3 separate regions of the Homo sapiens genome follow, and regions 1 and 3 are each linked to region 2. A link is a loop called in an ENCODE intact Hi-C map of the cell type or tissue named here. Cell type or tissue: GM12878. All regions are shown on one strand. Links, peaks and the distances in the headings refer to the core of each region. The heading gives the core; the rest is flanking DNA.

Region 1 (7,843 bases), core at 1,023-6,022, 190 kb after region 2:
CTGTATTTCTTTTATCTCTGCCCTAGTATTTATTATTTCTTTATTTATGCTATTTTTAGGTTTAGTATGCATTTTTTCTATTTATTTAAGTGGTTATTGATTTGATATCTTTTTTCTACTGTAAATGCTTATAAGTATAAAATTCTCCCTTAGCAGCAATTTCTCTATTTTCCATAAGTTTTGATGTGTTGCGTTCCTGTTTTTATTTGTCTCTAAGTGTTTTTTAATTTCTCTTGTAATTTGTGTCTTAAGTCTCTGATTATTCGAGTGTGTGGTTAAATTCCACAAATTTGTAAATTTTCTAGTTTATATTTTATTTCTGGCTTCTAGTTTTATCTGTTTGTGATTGAAAAATATACTTTGTCTGATATCTATTTTTTTAATCTGTTGAAACTTAATTTGAGGACCAACATATGGTCTATCTTGGAAAATGACTCATGTGTACCCTAGAGTGTGTATTTTATTTTTGTTGGGTAGAATTATTACGTATATGTCTTTAGGATCTAGTTAATTTGTTGTGTTGTTTAAGTTCTCTATATCCTTATCTTCTGTCTAGTTGTTCTATTTTATATTTAAAAAGAGGTTTATAAGTCTTCAAGTATTATTGTAGAACTCACTATTTCTCCCTTCAATTTTGTCAATTTTTGCTTAATATATTTTGATAGTCTAATATAAGATGCACACATATTTTTATTCTTATATATTCTTGCTATATTAGATATTTTACTTATATAAAATGTCCTTGTCTCTTATAAATGTTTTTGCCCTAGATTTTATTTTATATGATAGTAGTATAGCCATGAAATATCTATTTCATGAAATATTGTAGTATTACTATTGGGATGAAATATTCTTTTCCACACATTCACTTTCAACCAATTTGGATTTTTGGTTATAAATTAAGTCTCTTATAGACAACATATTATTGGGTCATCTGTGTTTATGCATTCTACCAATCTCTGAATTTTGATTGAAGAGTGTAATTCATTTATATTTAAAGCAACAACTGATAAAAGACTTATTCTGCTCTTTGCTATTTGTTTTATCTATGTCTTAGAGCTTTTTATTCCTCATTTTCTGTATTACTGTCTTTTATGTGTTTAGTTGATTTTCTTTCAGTGAAACATTTAGTTTCCATTTATTTATATTTTGTAGGTATTTTCTTTGTAGTTACAATGAGGGATTACATTTCACATCCTAGAGTTATTACATGTATTACAAATGTGAATTTATACCTATTTAACTTGAATAATATACTAAAAATCTGCACCTTTAATAGCCCTAACCATACCTCTTTCAGGTGTTAATAAAAATACATCTTCATAGAGTGTGTATTCAAATACATTAAAAACTTTTAATGTGTTATTCTCTTAAATTATATAGACAACAAAATGTGAAGTTACGAACCAAAGATACAGTAATACTAGCTTTTAGACTTACAACTTTTGATGTATTAGTCTACTAAATCATGCAAAAAATGGAATTGTACACTATTACTGCAATAATGCTAGCTTTTATAATTGCCTATGTATTTATTTTACTCAGGTATTTATTTCTTTTAATGAGTTACTTTATAATGATTTTGTTTGTTTGTTTGTTTTGTTTTGTTTTGTTTTTTCCATTTCAACGTGCAGGTCTCCCTGAGCATTTTTTGCAGGACAGGTGGAATGGTAACAATCTCACTCAGCTTTTGTTTATCTAGGAAAGTCTTCATTTCCCCCTCTCTTTTGAAGGACAATTTTGCCAGATATAAAATTCTTGGTTGACAGTTGTTGTCTTTTAGCACTTTGAATGTATCAACCCACTACCTTCTCCCCTCAAAAATTTCTGATGATAAATCTACATATAACTTTATTGAGGGTCCCTTGTATGGGATGAGTTGCTTCTCTCTCTCTGCTTTCAAGAATCTCTTTGTCTTTGGATTTTGACAATTTGATTGTGTCTCTCCATGGGGGTCTCTGAGTTAATCCTACATAAAGTTAATTGAGCTTTTGAGAATATTTATATTCATGTCTTTTATTAAATTTGGCAAAATTTCTGCCGCTATTTCTTCAAATATTCTCCCTTCATTTTTTCCTATTCTTTTGGAACTCACACAGTGTGCATATTCACCTGTTGGATGGTGTCCCACAGGTCTTTTAAATTCTGTTCACTTTTTTCAGTTTCTTTTCTGTTCCTCAGGCTTGATAATTTTGGTTGTCTTATCTTCAAATTCTCTGATTCTTACTTTTGCCTGATGAAATATGCCTTTGAATCCATCTAGATAAATTTTTTATTCTAGTTGTTGTATTTTTCAGCTCTGGAATTGTTTTTTGGTTCTCTAACTGTTTTATTTTCTGTTTTGTTTATACATCATTTTTCTTGACTTTATTCATGTCATACATTAGTTCTTGGAGCACTGTAAAGACAGTTGTTCTAGTCTTTGTCTGGTAGCTCTGCCAAGCATTTCATTTGTAGGCTGAGTTTCTGTTGTTTTTGTTTTTTACTTTTTATTAGCCATATTTTTCTTTTTCTTTTTATATCTTATAATCTTTTGTTGGAAAATGGACATTTCCATCTAATACTGTGGTAGCTCTGGAAATGAGGTCTTCTCCTTCCCCAGAATTTGTTGTTTTCAGTTTTTCTTTCTTTCTTTCTTTTATTTTTGGATCATATCTGTACCAAGTATTAGAGTGAGGTATAATCCTATGGTCTTTTCACGTCTTTTCTTAGTCCGTGCTTTCCCCTGGGCATGTGTGGTGACTTTCTAATTTTACCCATATATGAGAATGCCTTTGAGTGCCTTGGTCTTCAATGTATGGCTCCATAAAGAGGAAAAGGAAAAAGAGAGATGGGGGTGGCACCAGCACCAGTTCTTTAAGTCTCCTAGGAGACACCTCAGCCAGGGTGTGAGGTGCTTGAAACAATAAAAGGAGAGGCACCAATGGTTACCACCTTTATGTGCAACTCTTGTGATCAGAAGCAGTGATCAGTGATGAGAACCCAAATCCCTCATATTAGCAAAAAAAATGGTCCTTTGTTTTGCCCACTTGGGCTCCCAGCAGCTATGTGCAGGTTCTTCCTGGAATATGTGGCTGCATGCCATGGGGCTAAGGGGTGGGGTAAGTTAACTACTACTATGGTAAAAACTCAAATAAGACCGGAACACCTGAAATCCCAGCATATTGGGAGGCCAAGGCAGGCAGTTTGCTTGAGTCTAAGAGTTCAAGATCAGCGTGGATAACATAGCAAAACCCTGTCTCTACAAAAAATACAAAAAAAAAAATTAGCTGGACATGGTGGCCTGTGTCTGTAGTCCCAGCTACTTGAGAGGCTGAGGTAAGAGGATTGCTTGAGCCTGGGAGGCAGAGGTTGCAGTGATTCAAGATCTCACTACTGCACTCCAGTCTAGTTGGCAAAGCAAGACCTTGTCTCAAAAAAGAAAAAAAAAAAAAAAAAAAGAAAAAGAAAAAGAAAAACAAAACCTTCAAATTAACCAAAATTAGCAGAAATGTATTATTCAACTCTTCTTCTATAAGTTGCAAGCCTTAAATAGACTCCAGATTTACAAAACTGTTATATCAGACAGATTCTGACATTGCCTAGATAGGAAAACAGATTTCTGGTGCTGCCTACTCTGCCATATTCCCAGTACATGCTTAATGTTGATTGTTATTTCTGCCCTGCTGTTTGAAGGTGCATGTGAGAATGCGGTACTGGTGCTAATTCCTATACTCATTGTTCAACCCTGAATGAGTCATTTCTTCTTTCTGGGTTTTACTGATCTCATATGAAAAAGGTTTACTTGATGCATTTCATGTATTTAAAACCCAAGCAAGCAGTTAGGTATTATGCAGTTAGGTATTGGAGGTTGAAAGGTGCGTGATAAAGGAAATGAGAGAGTCTTCAAAGGTGTGGGTAAGTATTGCATTTATTGATCTATTCTCTGGTCATAAATTGCATTCACTTCATGAAAAATCAATGATTTATTCACTTTGTTATATTCCTGTTTTATTTCCACAAGAATATTTACTTTAAAGGAAAATAAACAACATAAAAGAGTCATACCTAGAATTTTCATTTGTTAAAAAATGCAGTTATAAATACATTTAAAAATAAGCAAATTGACAGGCAACAGAAAAATGCAAAACCTTATGTGATACTCATCTCTTTTGAGAGGTTACTATTTTCAGAGGAAGGCTGAGGTGATAAGTAACTGTTGAAAGAGAAAGACATACCAGTAGAAACCACATTTCTGCATGGTATGGTTTATTTTTGACAGCAAATGGTTAATTAAAAGACCGCCTAATAAAAGCTTCTCTTTAAAATATGTCTTGGAAACACAGGGTTTGATTTGTTTTATTAAGCTTTATTCTAAGACGTTATAGCTTTTAATAAATTGCACATAGAGGCAGTAAATTGAAACCTCTGGTTATAACAACCTTAGCACCTCAGCAGCCATGTTGTCCACCCTGTAATGCTGTTAATGCACAGCATAATGTAAAAGGATACTAAGGCTCTTAGAACACAGGAAGAGTGGGAGCAGGTGAATAGGGACACGATCAGTCCTGCTAACACTGATCACATTTGGATAAATGTAACCATTTTTTGTCATTAATGATAACTTTCAATTATGCCAGAACCTGTATATATAAGGAATGGGCTAGAGACAGTTGAGGAAAAGGAGAAAGAAAATGTTTGACTGTGGCAACTGAACACCACAGTATCTTCAAGTTGAGAATTGGAATTGAAATTCATTCTGACCGTGGTGGGTTCATTTCCTTCAATTGGACAAACATGAAGTTTCTTGGGTGCTTTGAGATGTAGCTCCTTGAGCAAGCTCAGGAGCAAAGACTATCTTCTTGTATTTTACTCAAAAGGCTAAGAATTCGTGTTGGAAAACTGCAGTTTTATACAATGAGAATCCATAGGAACGTAATTTGAATAACCATTATGAAGGAGCGTCTGGCAATCTCTAGCATATTGAGCATATGTACACCCTATGGCACAGCAATCTCACTCCTAGGGATATTCTCTAGAGAAACTCACTTTCCTGTGTAATTTGAGACATGTATAAATATATGTATAGCAGCATGTTGTTAATAGTAAAAAATAGAGAACAAAACTCCAACTTCTATCATATAAAAGTATGTTATATTTATACATTAAAATACTACTGAGCAGTAAGAAGAAATGTATTAGAATCTCTTGAGTAAAAGCAAGCTACAGAAGAAAAAAGAAACACGTATTTTGAAAGTATAAAAATAATACTATATATTTTTATGGATCTATGTAAAAGTAATAAACATAAGACACAGGAATGATAATTTGAAATTTATTATGGTGGCTGCTTCTGAAAACATTTGTAAAAAATTTAAAACTAGATTTATATTCCATCCACTTATCCATATGCCAATTTATATTTATATATCTATAATTGTGTGTGTGTGTATATATATATATCCAATAAATACAGACATATATAAATACAGATATATATATAAATAGATAAATATTGGATATATATATATATATATCTCCAATAAATGCAGAACTTCCTTCTTGTGGTATGCCCTTATCTAAGAGCTAAGAGATCAACAAAAGAAGACTACAATATATAGCCGTGTGTTGCTTAATGATGGGAATACGGTCTGAGAAATATATTGTTAAGTGATTTCATCATTGTGTGAACAACATACAGTGTACTAACACATATCTAGATGGCATAGCCTACTACACGCCTAAGCTATATGGTATAACCCATTGCTCCTAGGCTACAAACCCACACAGCATGTTACTGTACTGAATACTGTCAGCAATTGTAATACAATAGTAGGTATTTGTGTATCTAAACATATCTAAATGTATAAAAGTTCAGGTGCAGTGGCTCATGCCTGTAATCCCAACACTTTGGAAGGCCAAAGCAGATGGATTACTTGAATCTAGGAGTCCACACCAGCCTGGGCAACATGGCAAAACTCTATCCCTACAAAAAAATTAGCCAGGCATGGTGGCACACACCTGTAGTCCCATCTGCTAGGATGGCTGAGGTGGGAGAGCCCAGGAGGCTGAGGCTGCCATAATCGTGCCACTGCACTACAGCCTGGGGGACAGAACAATACCCTGTCTCAAAAAATAATCATAATAATAATTTAAAATAAACATAGAAAAGGTATAGTAAGAATAAAATATTATAATCATATAGGACCACCATTGTATATGTAGCGCATTGATGACCAAAACATCATTATGTGCCACATGACTGTAGTTCTTGTTCTCAATAGAATTATAGCTTATCTGGAAGACACATAGTAGCAGTTACACTATAGTGTAAGCATTTAGTAGTGGATAAAACTGTCTGAAATCGAGATAGAACATGAAACAAAAGTATAAAAAAACCCTGCCTTCCACGATGTGTCTGTGGATGGGGGAAATAATGTGTGTGAGGCAAAACTAACTCTGCAAGCACAGAATATAAATCCTTTCACTGAGTTCTTAATTTTTCTTTTCAAGATGCAATGAAATCCATTGACTTGACAAATGCTCCCATTCAAACCTCATCTTTTCAAGCAATTCTTACAATAGTCTGATGTTCTGCACAAAGAGTGGTTTTTGTCCTATGGAGCGTGCACATGTTTTTTTAAATGTAAGCTCTGTCTGTGAAATCAGATCACTGATAGGCGTCATATAAATTAGTCATTTTTTTTTTATTTCAAAAACACCATGTTTTCCACAAAATCCTTTATATAAGAACAAAATGCAACAGACTGGAGAAGAATTTTACCCTCAAGAGAGAACAAAGGTATAAGAGACATTTATGGTCATTCTTGACAATATTTGTGTGGTATCATGCAGAGGATATTAAGGGACAGAGGAGGCTAGGTCACATGAAAGGACCTTCTTCAACTCTGAGATTATTTAATTTCAGCTTTCAAAAGTGGTAAATGTCTTCAAATGTCACTCTGTATCTTTAAGAGTCTACCATTGTGGAGTGTCATCCATTGGTGTCTATATTTTATCGACATAGATTTTAGTCTAGTTACTGTTTGGATGATTTTTGAAAATAACAAGGCTGATGCAATTACATCATCTATTTCTGTCTTAAAATTATCTCTTTTGAAATTCAGATAGACTCTCTAGGTCTTGTATTTCATAAATTAGGATTTTATTTATTTAAATTTAGAGCTGAGTTCTTCTCGTCTGTCTATTTGTCTATATCATCTGAACACCACAGTAACTTCAAATTGAGAATTGGAATTGAAATTCATTCTGACCATGGTGGGTTCATTTCCTTGAATTGGACAAACATGGTGTTTCTTAGGTGCTTTGAGGCATAGCTCTTTGAGCAAGCTTGGGAGCAAAGACTATCTTCTTGTATTTTACTCAAAAGGCTATATCCTTTACAGCTGTCAATCCAGCTCCCCATACTGTTTTCATTTCTCTACGATGAGAGAAGCCACTTGAGTCAAGTTTTGCAGATTTTGTTTTCAACATCCTTATAAGTAAGGTCTAGAAGTTACTATTGAATCCATTTTCCAGACAAGGAAACAAACGCAGAAATACGTTAATTTTTCTAGATCATGATAACCAGACCCAAGCCTGGGGAAGTTAGCTTCCAACCTCATGTTCTCTGCTATCTAAACCTAAAATGTAGTCAAGTTTCATACAAACACAAATACACATACCCACCACGAACTCACCCACCCACACCCAAACACATACACACACAGGCACTTCTAAAGGTGGGTGGAGGAAAAGAGGCTGTATACTATATATTAAACCTGTTTTTTTATCCTAAAATAAGAAAAGAGGCTGAATACTAATTATTAAACCTGTTTTTTCCTATGAAAATAAGGAAGGTTTG
Region 2 (7,843 bases), core at 1,755-6,754:
AGGGGCCATATGCTGCATTGCCTCATATAAGATAAATGAATAAATCTTCCAATTTTCTCCAAGATGTCTCAGCATTCTATGCAGTATTTTTAGATATATTTTCTTAATTTTAAATAAGTTTACAAGGAGTATTTGATCCAATCAACTTTAATTGCCTACCAACATAATCCAATAACCTCATTTCAGTTGTATTGTTAGAGGAGTTAATTGGACCTGCACAGCCACCAGCTAAAGATATTGGTTTATGCAAACAGTAAATCCAATTTCCGCTATAAACACATCTCTGCCGGAGGAGTACAGACAGAGAGAAAAGATAGAGGATACTGAATGCAACCTCAAAATATCATTAAGTCCAATTATCTGCTTTCATTAGATGGAGAAGGAAAAAAATATCATTAATGTATTTAAGTAAATATAAGTGACTGTGTATTTATAATGCAAATAGTATATTTTACATATATGACACTATACATAATATGTGATATGATTATATATACAAACTTATATGTAATATATACACACAAAGACACACACATATGTATTTGATTACATATATTTAACTTGACCCAGATACATTATTATTTTCCAATTGTAATATGTCAATGTATTAGTTTGTTTACTCACTGCTCTAAAGAACAGCCAAAAACTGGGTAATTTATAAAGAAAACAAGTTTAATTTACTCACAGTTCTGCATGGCTGGAGAGGCCTCAGAAACTTACAATCATGGAGGAAGGGGAAGCAGGCATGTCTTACCCATGTAAGTGAGCAAAAGAGAGAGCACCAAGAGGAAAGAGCCCCTTATAAAACCATCAGATCTTGTAAAAACTCACTCACTATCATGAGAACAGCATGTAGAAAACTTCCCCTATGATGCAATCACCTGCCACGGGGTCCCTCCATCAACATGTAGGCATTATAGTTTGAGATGAGATTTATGTGGGGACCCCGTTATCAGTCAGATGTTATCGGTCAACAAAAAAGGATGTGATAAAATTTAGAGCACAATTTAGTTCAGCCAGAATCAGCAGGGAGGGACTGTTTTTCCTCCAAGCCTATCATGCCTCCTACACATTGTCCCTAACAACTTGAGGAATTATTCTAGGAGTGATGAGAGTTTTGTATTTGATGAATTATTATTATTTTTTAAGACAGAGTCTCGCTCTGTTGCCCAGGCTGGAGTGCAGTGGTGCGATCTTGGCTCACCACAACCTCTGCCTCTCAGGTTCAAGTGATTCTCCTGCCTCAGCCTCCTGAGTAGCTGGAACAACAGGCACACGCCACCATGCCAGGCTAGTTTTTGTATTTTTAGTAGAGATGGGGTTTCACTATGTTGGCCAGTCTGGTCTCGAACTTCTGACCTTGTGATCCGCCCGCCTCAGCCTCCCAAAGTGCTGGGATTATATGCATGAGTCACCGCACCTGGCTGATGGATTATTTTTAAACCTGCAGTTTTCCTATGGGTATATCAACATTTGCCTCTAAAGAAAAATGCAATGTATTTAGACTTCAATGTCTTAATATTGGTGTAATTCAGATCCATGGTTACTTGATGTATCAGAATGAACTGGAGTCTATTGCTTTCTGATCCCATCACATGACTCACACGTCTTCAGTCTCAGGAAATTCATAAATTATCTTTAAGCCTCACATTCTTGCTCGAGGAAGTCTAGCAATTCTACTTTATTTACCTGATAGATCATGCAAGGTATAAATGAGAAGATGCTTTTGAACTGCAAAGTACAATACTACACAAAAGAATAAGCCATTTAGAGGTTAAATTAAATGCAAATAATGTAACAAGTATAAAAGAATGCATTATTTTACTTCAGAGAAAATATTGTTTTCCATTACTCTGGGAACATTGTTGACACCCTAACAATAAATATGCTAATGCAAGCCTTCATGAAGAGTTCCCTAAACAAAGTTCTCTCTGTGGAGCATTTTCCTGTAACATTTTGTTTGTCAAATTCTAGTTATTGTGCCTTTTAAATATGGCTCAAAATGTGTTTTTCCACCAATTTAAATTGATTTCCATTTAATTACTTCAAATTAGTGAGCTGGTATTCTAATCACATTCACTGACTTGCATCACATCTGGAAATGTATGTTGAAACACAAACACCTCTGCCTTCTAGAAATTACAAAAAGTACCCCTTCTAAAAGTTTTCTGAACTTCCTCTTTACCTAAAAAGTTACCATAAGTAGAAAATTGAAGAGACAGAATAATGGTCTTTTCAGTCCACTCATTTATAGCAATTTATGGTGGGGGAGGGGCAGAGACGTATGTCTTATGTTACCCACACCTGTGTCTCAGCTTCCAGCCTGAGGTCATTCCATAGCATATACTTCAGTGAGTCCAAAATAGTGTGGTGGTTAATTTTAGGTATCAACTTGGCTGGGTTAAGGAATATCCAGATAGTTGGTGAAACTGATTCTGGGTAGGTCTGTAAGAGTATTTTCAGAAAAGATTAACATTTAAGTCAGTAGACTGAGTAAAGAAGATCTGACTTCACCACTGTTGGGGGGCTGGAGGGTGGGCATTATCCAATCCATTGAAGGCCCACATAGAACAAAAAGGGTGAGGAAAAGAGGGTTCATCCTCTCTTCTGGAGCTGAGACATCCATTTTGTCCTGCCCTTGGCCATCAGAACTCCAGGTTCTCCAGCTTATGCTCTGGGACTTATTACAGTAGCTTCCCAGGATCTCAGACCTTTGGACTCAGACTGAGTTATACCATGAACTTCCCTGGCTCTCAAGCTTGTAGATGGCATATCATGGGACTTCTTAGCCTCCATAATTGAGTGAACCAATTCTCACTATTATCTATCTATCTATTTATTTATCTTCTACTGGTTCTGTTTCTCCGGAGAACTCTGAGTAATACAGTAAGTTTCCCTGGCACTCATCTGTTAGACTTACTGTGAGTCTAGCCAATCTTCTTTGCAAAAGCAATGCCAAGTTATAGTCTCCCAGAATCCATTCTTAAACATGTTTACAGAGAGTACACCTAGCACTGGTTCACCATGCAGAAAATAGAAGGTAGGTGATTGTTGCTAATTAATAGTCATGTATTAATAATTGGCTCAATGCATGATCAAGAGAGGTAATGTGTGAATTAAGCTATCAGTACCTCAGAAATGGACAGAAGAGAAAAGTCAATGAAGAATATGACACTGGGGAAGTCTTACTAAAGGAAATTGAGCCTTGGAGCGAGCAGAATTTAAACAGGATAAAATGTAAGAAGTATCCAAGTTAGAATTGAGGGGTGAAACTTTTGAGGGCTTAGGGTGGGTATGTATCTTTGACTTATTTTTTTGTACTTTGCTTTGCAGGGAATGAAATTCAAATCTGTGATTAATTCACGGCCTTACCTTTTTTACATAGTTGAGATGACACTTAATTGTTCAGATTGACATTCAGATCACATTCTGGGACAGGTATTTCTCTTTGTCCAAGGAGACAGCTCCTCCAGCCTCTACTCCATCTATATTGTTTCTAGAGGTATAACATTTTCATGGGACTTCATTCCAGCTAAGTTCGATTGGGTACTTGACCCAAGCTGGGGCAATGAGTGTCTTCCAGAGGAAAAACAATATGATCACTCTCTCCCTGGGACTAAATCTGTGAGACATAAAACTAGGCAGCTCTTGGCAGTTGTGTTTTGGCCATGAGGAGAAAGCTGTTCTGAGGTAAGATAGAAGAACAAGGCTAACACAATAAAAAGAGGATAGCATCTTGATGGTTCTAATATTTCTGAAGTCCAGTTACAAAACTGTTGGTAAGTTCTATTGTTATTCCAGCAAATTCCCTTTCTGAGTAAAAAAGTTCACGTTTTTGTTAATTTGTCTGCTACCCTATTTGTAACCAAAAATCATCCTAAATTATACATTGCAAGTTAGAATTATATAGCAAACTTAACAAAAGGTCCAGGGCCTGGTCTAGTCTATATAATGCCATGTAGTACCTTTATCTGAATTAGAGAAAGATGCCGCCTCTGGCCAGGTACAACTCCATCGGGGCTGTGTTGATGAGGAGACCGCAGACTAGATTCCAACTCTGCCAGCCTCAAAGCCAGATGCACAACCATATGCGGGAACCCTCAGCCTGAGTTGTAAGCACCACTGTGGTTTAAAGTCTCCCTCTATTTCCCAAACAGCTTATCCTTTACTGTGATTTTGTAGCTTGCATAAAGCATCTTTGGATATTCACAGAGAAAGTCTGTGGATAACGACCTCCATAATGACCCACAAATAGGAGAACTTTGGGTGAAGACAATGGATAGTGCTAAATGAGTAAGCTAAGGAGTCGTGTTACTTGAATCTTCTGCAGAAAAAAAAAAAAGTTGATTCCTAACACATTAACACTTTTTTACATTTACACTTGGCTGAGTCACCAAATTATGTTCCCAGGAAAAATGCCAATTGGTATCTAAAAATTATATTACAAAGTAAATGAAGTCATAATACAAAAAAAAAAAAAAAAAAAAGAATGCTCACAGTAGAAAAAGCTATACTTGGACAGGTCTACTTTAGCTTTATGGCCTGCATAGGCATAGCTCTACTCATAGAGGGCGCTCTTCCCTTGGCCAGGTCTGGGATTCTGGAGACACCAAATAAGGCAGCTTCAATTCTCAGTGAAAGTAGTCGAGAAAGTCTCCAAAACAAAAAGCTGATTTTATTTGCATCTTAAAAAGGTGCCCTTTTCCCCATGGAGCAAGGATCTTTAGAATATATAATCCTTTTTGTAAAAATTTCCTTAAAGAATACAATTTAGGTTTTTCACTCAGAGAAGGAAGAATGTTCTTAAACATTCAGGTTTGCCCAGGACTGAGGGGTTTCCCAGCACAAAAGACTTTCAGAGCTAAAACAAAACAAAACAAAATCTCTAGGCTTGAATGGCTCCTAAAGAAGAGCTGAGTGAAATAAATGCAGAGTGGTCCCTTCCCACCATGGACTTCCAGAATCCTAGCTGCAGGAGCCCCCATAACCCCCACAGACATTTGAGTTGGCAGGGAAATGGCCCAGAGAGCAGACAGACAGAGCTCAAATCCACCTGGAGCCCAGGTGGTTTGGCACGGGGACAGCTGCAGTGGAACACAGCTATAGGCGCCCATCAAGGCTCTCCATACTCCTCCAGATAGTTCTGGCCTTTGTTCACTGGTGGACATGGACAGAGCAGGGCTGTTTCTTGCAGGACCAGAGCACGTCTAATCTGCACATCCCCCTGTCACCAGCTTCTCTGAGTCCCTGTCTGGCCACACTGGCTCACAGTGCAGCCTCAGCTGCCCTCCCAGAGTGCTTTTGCCAGTGGCCACCATTATACAACTTTCACTGGTGACCCCCGCTGCCTCACTGAAGCAATTTTGCTGATGACCCACTGGAGCACTTTCACCTATGACCTCATTGCCACCCTACCAGAGCACTTTCATCCACAACCCTCAGCAGAGTGCTGTTGCCAGTGGTCTGGGAGCACATTGGTGCTCCCCCACAATAGCCAGTTTTCAACCTCAAGGGAACAAAGCTGTGGGCCTTGTCCCGGCACCCCCGTGTTAGAGCACATAACCCAGGAGTGCCAAGATGAGCCTTGGGTCTGTGAAAGCAACCAGAAACAAAGCCATTTGACTATGCTTATCTCGTACCACAGTCAAAACTCAAGGGCAAAAAAAGAACATAAAAGCAAAAAGCCATATCCAAAGGACAGTAACATCAAAGGATAAAGGATCATCTGTCCTCACAGATAAGAAAAAACCCATACAAGAACTTTGGCAACTCTAAAAGCCAGAGTGTCTTCTTATCTCCAAGTGATCATACAAGCTCTTTAGCAATAGTTCTTACCACGTTGAAATGGCTGAAACGTGAGACATAAAATTCGGAATCTGGATGACAAGCAAGCTCAACAAGATACAGAAGAAGGTTGAAACTGAATCCAATGAAGAGGACACAATGATCTAAACGTTGAAAGATGACACAGCCATTTTAAAAAAGAACCAAACTGAACTTCTGGAAATGAAAAGTTCACTATAGGAATTTCATAATTAGAAATATTGACAACAGAATTCACCAAGCTGAGGAAAGAATCTCAGAGCTTGAAGATGACTCTTTTGTATCAATGCAGGCAAACAAAAATATTTTCCTTGTGAAACTTTCCTTATTACCTCAGGACAGTGTTGGTCACCGTTTTCTCTAAGCTTCTATACCACTTTGTATATACCATTATAAAAGCATTTATTAACAACATAATTAAATTGTGTGCTAGTTATATGATTGTACATCTGTTTCTTTGATGGACTAGAAGTTGTATGACTCAAGGGACCATGTCTTATTAATTCCAGCTGAATTCATACATATTACAGATTATTAAAGAAATAATGTGAGTAATGAGTATTCATTCAATTAAATAATAAATCAACAAAGAAAGAAAGCAGCTGTACTTTAAATCATTAAAAGATCATTAGCGTGGTAGATTTGTATTACATCAACTTAATTAGGCTTGAACTGTGGTTTCCAGAATTCTCTTTTCTGGATATTTGTTGTACATGTGGCAGAGTACAGGAGAAATCTTGTAATAGATTGGGAAGACAAAGAGAACCAGGAGTCACCTTTTGTATTTAGATTCAGACGGCTGAGAGTAGTACACAGGTACTTTTGAAGCTCGAGTATGGCGTCGGTCACCTGTTATCCCACCTGGTTGATATAGGGCTGTAGATCAACGACCGCTATTGGATGCCCGCCTTCAACTTTTCAGTTTCTGGGTCAAGTAGATATTTAGTTTCATGATGAAATGCATCACTTTCTCCTCCAGTACACCTGTGTCATAGAAGGTGGAAGCTTAGAGGCAATGAGAGACTGACCCCAGTTCCTGTTTACCATGGGTACCAGAACAACCTTGCAGATTCCACTTTGCCATTGTTTGCACCATTCAACTTTTGTCTACCTGCCCCTTTAGATTTTAGTTTCTAATACCTGCCCCAGAAATGGCCACCTCAAAAAGACTGTTTAATAAGCTCCCACCACTACTTAAGATCAATAGCTAATTTTAAACCATATGTGTGTGTGCATGTGAGTGTGTGTGTGTGTATGTGTGATCCGTGTATCCCAGTGATTACAGTGGTTATGCTTTTCTGTGCTAATCTTGACATGGTATCACTAGCCACCAATGGCAACAAAGGCTAAAGGTTTAGATTTTCAATAACACCGGATTTCCTAGAAGGGAGCAAATTTTGTGTTTTAGAGCATTAGAGAAATCTGCTGAACGAGAGAGACCTGGCATTGGGTCTTAACATTCGGAAAGAGTATAGAGAAGAGCCATTTGGGACACCTTGTGAGATAATGATACAAAAGTATGTTTTACTAATTCTTAATACTAACTATTATAGACTAAATTGTAACACACACACTCACACACACAGACACACACATACACACACACAAATGTTAAGTTGAAGCCCTAACTCCTAGTGTCTTAGAATGTGACCTGATTTGGAAAAAGGGTCGTTGCAGATGTAATGAGTTAAGATAATGTCATCCTGGAACAAAGTGAGCCCTTAATCCAATATGAATTGTATTCTTATATGAAGATGACCATGTAAACACAGAAACACAGGAAGAACACCATTGACAATGAACAGAGATTGGACTTATAGGAAGGCTCAAGCCAAGGGATACCAAAGCTTCCTGGGAAGAAGTAAGTAAGGATTCTCCTAGAGTTTTCACAGGGGCATGGCCTAGCCAACATCTTGATTTTGAACTGCTAGCCACCAGAACTGATGTTTTAAATATCTTTTGTTATAAAATATGTTGTTTCTTAGGGCTGCTATAACAAAGCACCCCTCAAGTTTCTCTC
Region 3 (7,843 bases), core at 1,023-6,022, 210 kb after region 2:
CATAGTAAAAATCTATCATAATTGACAATACTTTTTAAAAGATTTAGGGGTTTTGATAAAATATAAGCAAGAGTGCAATGTGCATTTGTACGTTTGTCTAAAAAAATTGAAGTATGTGTATAAAGGATTTAGTAGGATAAATTGTTAAGCATTTGACTTAGCAATGCTTCTGGTAGTATACATGTTTTGGAAATTTACATAGTAACAAATGAATAGTATCCCTGTTTGTAGTCTGAGGATAGCTATTTTGTTTCACATGTTTTAAATATACTTCCTTTTACTCTCTGCTTTCTGAATTGGTGATAGATTGTGTGCCTTTTTTTTAAGTATTTATAATACATACATATATTTTTTGCAGTAAATATAAATATAATAATTTCTTCAAAATAAATATTTACAAAATGGAAAATCAAAGTTTATATGCCCACATGTATCAAACTCTTTTTTTTTAGACAGAGTCTCACTCTGTTGCCCAGGCTGGAGTGCAGTGGCTCGATCTCAGCTCACAGCAACTTCTGCCTCCCAGGTTCAAGTGATTTTCCTTCTTAGCTTCCCAAGTACCTGGGATTACAGGCACGCACCACCATGCCCAGCTAATTTTTGTATTTTTAGTAGAGACGGGGTTTCACCATGTTGGCCAGGCTGGTCTTGAACACCTGACTTCAAGTGATCCGCCTGCCTCAGCATCCCAAAGTGCTGGAATTACAGCTGAGGTGTGGGGCACTGCACCTGGCCATGTCAAACTCTTTACAGGAGGAATTTCCACAAACAGTTCAGGTGTTTGGTTTCTTATCTTTGTTATATTTTCTGACAAACAGGTAGACTTTAGTTTGCTTTTGCCCAGCATTTTTTGAGGTGGATTAAAACACACACACACACACACACACACACACACACACACACACACACAGAAAAATTTCCTACAATTTTTTTTTTTTTGAGACTGAATCTCACTGTGTTGCCCAGGCTGGAGTGCAGTGGCACAATCTCGGCTCACTGTAACCTCCGCCTCCTGGGTTCAAGCGATTCTCCTGGCTCAGCCTCCCAAGTCGCTGGGACTACAGGCACCTGCTACCACGCCCGGCTAGTTTTCATATTTTTAGTAGATACAGGGTTTCACCATATTGGCCAGGCTGGTCTTGAACTCCTGACCTCAAGTGATCCACCCACCTCGACCTCCCACTAGCATTACAGGCATGAGTCACCTTGCCTACCCCAGTTTTTTTTTACAGACGCTTAGTGGAATAGAATTTGGAGACAATAGAAAATTCAAACTGTGCTAATTTTAAGCCTTCTAAGAAATAGGCAGTTGGGATTTATTAATGAGCATTTTTTACTCATTAATTTTTAATTTTTAAAGTTTTCCTATGAAAAATCTAATATATTGCCTCAGAGGTAAATATGGGAAGTGGGTTTTCTAAGTGGGTGACCTCTTTGTCCCCTGTAGTTAAGTACTGTCTTCCTGAACTTGCAGACATTATCTAGGTGGAGCAGGTGGAAAAGGAATGTGATGTTTGAAATAAGAAAAAAAAAAAAGCAAACACTCAAAATGCTCATACATGAAAACTTTGCTTTGAATTATAGTCCTTGACTATTTTCAAAGGTTTTGGGTTTTTTTCTTATAATCATGATCTATGGGTGCCTTTAAATTTTCTATACAAATAAAAAAGTAATATTAATATGAGTTTTATATTTAATACTACACATAGAAATTTTATGTCTATATTACAAAGCAAAGAGCAACTTAACATCTTCATGAAAGCTTCCCCAAACATCCCACACTAATCATTTAAATCATAGACTTTCCAAGATAGAAGGTACTTTTTGGTTCTCTTAATTGAAGTGGAATTTAAGCAAGTTTAATAATTAGAATCACCTGAAAGAAATATGTTTTCCTCTGAAATACAGGAGTCTGAATCCCAGGTGTACTGCCTGCCAAGTGCTATGGTTGGGACCTGGATAAATGTAAAAAAAAATTATCCAGGAGATTTACCTGAACAATCCATAATAATGAATCACTGATCAATTCATACCTTTATTCAATAATAATACAAAATAAAATACACTTATTTAATGTTAGTAATGCACCTGACACTATGCTAAATGCATTTTCTAAATTAGTCTTCACAAAAACTCTATTTAAGGTTAAGAAATTTAACTGAGTTTTCTACAGATAGTAAGTTCAACCAGCATCACAATACCTAATCTGAAGTTGGAATATTCACTCGTTAGGAGGATAATATTCTGCCACATTATTATATAACTTACACACAAGTGACATAGCGTGAGATGAAATCAACACCTTTACTTTTTTTTGGAAATACCATTTATTATACTCTGGATGGACTACTATTTTAAGATAAAGACTGTGAGGTTTGGAATATACCACAATTTGTTCATATATGTTTTGTTGAAGGATATTTGTGGGTTTTTTTTTTTGTTTTTTTTTTTTTTGAGACGGAGTCCTGCTCTGTCACCCAGGCTGGACTGCAGTGGCATGATCTCGGCTCACTGCAACCTCTGCCTCCCAGGTTCAAGTGATTCTCCTGCTTCAGCCTCCTGAGTAGCTAGGATTACAGGCGCGTGCCAACACACCCAGTTAATTTTTGTATTTTTATTAGAGACAGGCTTTTACCATGTTGGTCAGGCTGGTCTCGAAATCCTGACCTTGTGATCTGCCCGCCACAGCCTCCCAAAGTGCTGGGATTACAGGCGTGATCCACCTCATCCTGCTGAGGTTGGGAATCTTATACTTTTAAATGGAATTTTATATCTTTTATATTCTGATTATATTACCTAGGAATAGTTTTTCACTCAAGTGAGATCCAAATTTTTTCTGCTTATAAATGAGTCTAACAGTGTATTAACTGGGGTCTTTTTGAGGATTAAGTAAAATGGCACGTTTAAAGTTCCTGCCTTGGTGTAATACGTAGCAGGCACTCAGTAGGTTATTAGTTCTCTTTCCCTTCTTTCCTTTTCCTCCTGGTCTTTACCATGCTCTGCAATAAAAAGCATACTCCTGGAATGCACAGACTATTAAAGTGTATTAATGGTTCTGTTGACCAAGGCATACATTACTCTAGCTCCCTACCTGTGTGCTGAGACTTACAGATAAGCATATTGCATACATATGCAGATCAATTGAGATCACTGTGTACACTGGCCCTAGTGGATAACACGCCATGTGTAAGAGGCGTGAGGTGAGCATAAAACCAAGCCACAATAAAAGAATATTCATGGGCCATGAACTAATTATCCCTTTTGAGAACGTGAAGTGATTGGAGCAGTTAAACAGAGATGAAGCATTTAGAAAGACCAAGCAACGGTGGGAAAACTAAGAATAATTTTGTGGATAACATAAATATTCTAAAATTGTAATCTTAGTTACAATATTAGTTAAAGGTTCTGACTTCATTACAGAAGTGAAAGACTCAAGCAAGTCCTTTCCTCCTGCTGGTTACAGCTAAAGTCTCTGGAAAATAAAACTTAAAACCAATAAGGTGTCTTAGTCTGTTGGAGCTACTGCAACAAAAGACCATAGACTGGGTCGCTTATAAGGAGCAGAAATTTATTTCTTACAGTTCTGGAGGCAGGAAAGTTCGAAATGAAGGTGCCAGCAGATTTAGTATCTGGTTGGGGCCCATTCCTCCTTGTCCTCTTTGGGGCCTGTTATGTAAAGGCACGAATTCCCTCTTGGAAGATGCTGCCGTCATGACCTAATAACTTCCCAAATGTCCCCACCTTCTGATAACATCACTTTAGGGGTTAGGATTTCAACATATATATGTGGGGGGACACAGCATTCAGACCACAGTGAGCGGTCTCTGCAAACTAAACAAAAGCAAGTGGATGGTGGAGATCTGACTTACATGAGGCACAATCTCCTTTACTGTTTTGTTTTTGCTTATTCATTTTGGTTTTTCTTTTCTCTGTGGACTTTTCCCCAAGCTTAAGCCCCAGCTGCTGGAAAGCAGCCAGGAGTTTGATAAGAAAATCTCAGAAGAGAGAGACAGAGAAGTGAACTCCCAATTCTGTGTATGAACCAACATATCTCTCAGCCTAACCTCTGATTTCTGCATTCGTGAGGCAGTTCTGCATTCATGCAAATCAGCTGAGAAAAGGCTTACTAAGTATGGTTGCACTTGCAGGAGTGTGAGCTTACTAAAACAGGCATGCGCAGAGCAGACTCAAGCCAGAAAACATGGCAAAAGCATGAGAACTGAATTGAGATTTAAACAATTCTCATATATATCAAGCAAATATCTGAACTATGCCTACATAGCACAGACTCAAACCAAAATAGCAAACACTCTGGAAGTGAATTGAGATTTCAACAACACTCGCAGAGATGAGACAGAACTTGTCTGAACTTGCATTGATGATCTGGTAATACATTATTATTTAGCAAAGTATTACACAGAAATTTTAAAACCACAGAAAAAAGTCATAATGTCTATAATGTTATAATATAATAACATTATATTATATTGTTATTAACAAAATATATATATTATATATAATATAATATTATATTATATATGTTATATATATTATATATGTTATATAATAACATTGTTATAATGTAACTTTATATACATTATGTACTCAACAAACAAAGAGCAAGGGAAATGTGACATGGTTTCAAGATAAAAGACAAAAAAAGTATTCCCTGAGATGACACAAATGATGGAATTATGAGTCAAAGACTTTAGGACAGCTATTCTAAACTATATTCCATAAGGTAAAGGAAGACAGACAAAACTAAATGAAACAATAGGAAATCTCATTAGAGAAAAATATTCAGATGAAAATGTATGTTTTAGAACAAAAAATTTTAAAAAATGACTAGATGGCATCCATAGCAGGATGAAAATAGCACAGAAAAGCATAAGCAGTGATTGTAAATAAATATAAATGCAAATTATCCGAGTTGAAGAACAGATAAAAAAGATAAAATAATAAAATAAACAAAGCCTCAGGGACCCATACAGAAAAAAGCAACATGTTGTATATAGTGAAGTAATAATTCAAATGATGATATTTTCCAAAAACGAATTATAGAGATAAAAACTAATGTGCCTCAACATGTAGAAAAGCCTGAAAAGAGAAAATGAAATAAAACACTGTAAATCAAGAATTCTATATATGGCAAAAATATCCTTCAAATAAAAGTAAAACACATATATTTAAGAGAAGGGGGTACTAACAGATACTGCTACCAGCAGATTCGCTGTATAATAATTTCTACAGGATGGAAAAAAATGATATCCAAAGAAAACTTGAATCTTTAAATGAAGCAACAGTATCTCAAACGATAATATCTAGGTAAATGCAAAAAAGTATTTTCCCCTTCAATTTATTTATTATATTATGACCACTATTTAAGCAAATGTTATGAATTATCTCTAACTTAGGTGAAGTCAGTTAACATTAAGTCTAAATAAATTGTTCAAATTTAAGTATATAATTTATAATTCATATTGTAAATAAAATATGAAAAAATGGAGAAAGAAATTCAATGGATGTATTAAAATGGTGTACTAAAATATTCAGAGAAACATACAACACGGCAAAAAAGAAAGTAACAAAAAACGGAGGAACAATCAGAAAATGATTAATAGGATGGTAGGCCTACATATAACCATATCAGTAATTAAATATTAATATTCTACAACATTCCAATTAAAAATCAGAGACTATCAGTGGACAAAGGCACACAGTCAATCCTTAGTATTTAAAAGAGGAACATATAAAGCATAAGTAGCTTGAAAATAAGTAAATGAAAACAATAAACCATGAAAACAATTAGCAAAAGATGGCTGCGATAGCTTTATTAACACCACATATAGGGACTTCAAGACAAAAATCGTCACCAGAGATATACAGGGATGTTTCACAATGATACAGAAAATTATTCATCTGAAAGATACAGCCACTATGTACAGGTGCTTAATAGACAGCTGCGAAATGTATAATGAAACAAGAATAAAAGAAAATGAGAGCAAGAGAGAAAAAGAGAATGAAAAAGGTTTTCCCCATAGTTGGAAATTTTAATCCCCTCTCACAATTTGTAGAAATTCATCAAAAAATTAAATACAAATGCAGAAGATCTGAAAAGCACTGTTAATTAACTCGATCTAATATTCATTTAGAGAATAGTACTTGCAACTATAAAGTATATATTTTTCTAAGTGCAAAAGATACTTTGATCCTAATAGACCATTTCTTAGGCAAGAAAACAAGAATCAATATATTCAATATATTTAAATGGATGGAAACACGCCAAGTTACTATGAATGATCATAACAAAATTGAGAATTAATAGCAATAATATATCTGGGGAAATCCCAAATATTTAGTAATTCAACAATACATTTCTAAGTAATTAATTGGCCAAATATGAAATCCCAATTGATATTACAAAGTATTTAGAAAGGGGAGGGAAAACGTCTAAATATTATTATGACAATGGTTTTGACAATTCAGACTCCCTGAATGGGAGCACTTGCTGAAAATACAAACCCCATGGGAATATGAGAAAATATTGGGAGAGTTTTCATAACTCCTTCAATTGGTGGTGATTGAATCAGTGTGTTCTAAACCCTCAGGGTCAAGGAAACACTCTGGGGGCATTTGGATTCAACAATGAAGTGGAGAAACAACTTCAGTTTTATCAAAGCTTTGCCATACTGCCCTTAAAATAAGCTGATGTACAATGTTCTGATTGAAACAGGGATCAGAGAGTTTTATAGTACAGGGGGCCTATCTTAATTCAGTGACAACACCCCTGCAATAAATCAGTTTACAATTTAGAATAATTGATAACATTTTGAGCATCTACATGTATCATTTATTTAATTAAAGGGACACTCTTGGTTTTATAGCTATCATTAATCCCATTTTGCATATATGAAATTTCAAGTTTAAGAAAAGAGAGATCTCATGGCCAAGGTCCCAGAGTATGTAGCTCAGCAGGGAAGGAATAGAGAGATCATTTGCAGGAAAACAATGCATCGTGGGACAAATGACAAAGATAAATCGAAAAAGCCAGAGTGCCTCACTTTCTCTGCAGCAATCTAAAAAGGTATCTGCCAAGGACTAGATTAGACATGCAAGTGAAACTTGATGATAGAACCCTTTGAACAGTTCTCACATCCTAGCATTCATCATAATTCCGTGGCAGAAGGTCACCAGTTCCCCTCCTCCAAAATAATAGCTACCCTCTTAGAGAATAAAAAAATATATATTTATAACATATTTATATTTATAACATGTATCCTGAAAAAAGCAAAGTTGGCAAATGATGTTTTAAAATTCCATTAATTTAAAATTGCCACCTCTGATAGCAGAGACACAATATTTCTTAACATTGTTGTAATTAATATATGTGTGTGATGTCTTATTTTATTCAATGTATAGTTATTAAGCTCCTGACAAGATGCAATAAAAGAAAATTAAAATGGCAAGAGAGGCATAATATATGGCATACCGTTCCCACCAAAGCATGCTTTGAAATAAGAGCCAGTCAGGGCAGTGTCATCCGGGGCATTTAGGGGTTACACATTGTGTTATTAATAAATTGTTCGGCTGAGATAAACTGAACTGTCAGAAGCAATACCAGTTAGATGTATCTTAAAGAGTTTGAAGAAATGGATGCATATGAAAGAATGTGGGATTCACATCCCCTGAGAACACATTAACCCAAAGGAACATGGTGAGTGAGAAGCATTGGGAAAAGTTCTCCCCGCTGCCTCCTTTTGCCTGCTGGCCATTGTAAACACAAACAACTTTCTTCAAGGTACATTTCCTGAAGGTTTTGGTCCCCAATGACCATGGGATGTTT

The links. A loop is a pair of places that touch in the nucleus more often than their neighbours do. Peaks named below come from ENCODE experiments on the same cell type or tissue, not always from the same donor. Only the 100,000 strongest peaks of a DNase experiment are listed, where the experiment ranks them.
Region 1: it touches region 2 in a loop (4-fold over the local background); 1 of 110 quality-filtered maps calls a loop at or near these places.
Region 3: it touches region 2 in a loop (3-fold over the local background); 1 of 110 quality-filtered maps calls a loop at or near these places.

Annotation. Positions count from the first base shown.
Region 1 is chr10:108,010,907-108,018,749 of GRCh38, reverse strand. All of the region lies in intron 4 of LINC01435 (long intergenic non-protein coding RNA 1435), which reads left to right. Among named protein-coding and RNA genes, the nearest start is that of LINC01435, 54 kb to the left of the region's middle. In GM12878, for the core only: no CTCF peak of the experiment used is centred there; DNase peaks (open chromatin) are centred at 3,749 and 4,121; H3K27ac peaks cover 781 bases.
Region 2 is chr10:108,201,338-108,209,180 of GRCh38, reverse strand. No RefSeq gene overlaps it. Among named protein-coding and RNA genes, the nearest start is that of LINC01435, 140 kb to the right of the region's middle. In GM12878, for the core only: a CTCF peak has its summit at 4,580; DNase peaks (open chromatin) are centred at 4,570 and 4,805.
Region 3 is chr10:107,991,319-107,999,161 of GRCh38, reverse strand. All of the region lies in intron 4 of LINC01435 (long intergenic non-protein coding RNA 1435), which reads left to right. Among named protein-coding and RNA genes, the nearest start is that of LINC01435, 74 kb to the left of the region's middle. In GM12878, for the core only: no CTCF peak of the experiment used is centred there; a DNase peak (open chromatin) is centred at 4,048; H3K4me3 peaks cover 319 bases; H3K27ac peaks cover 482 bases.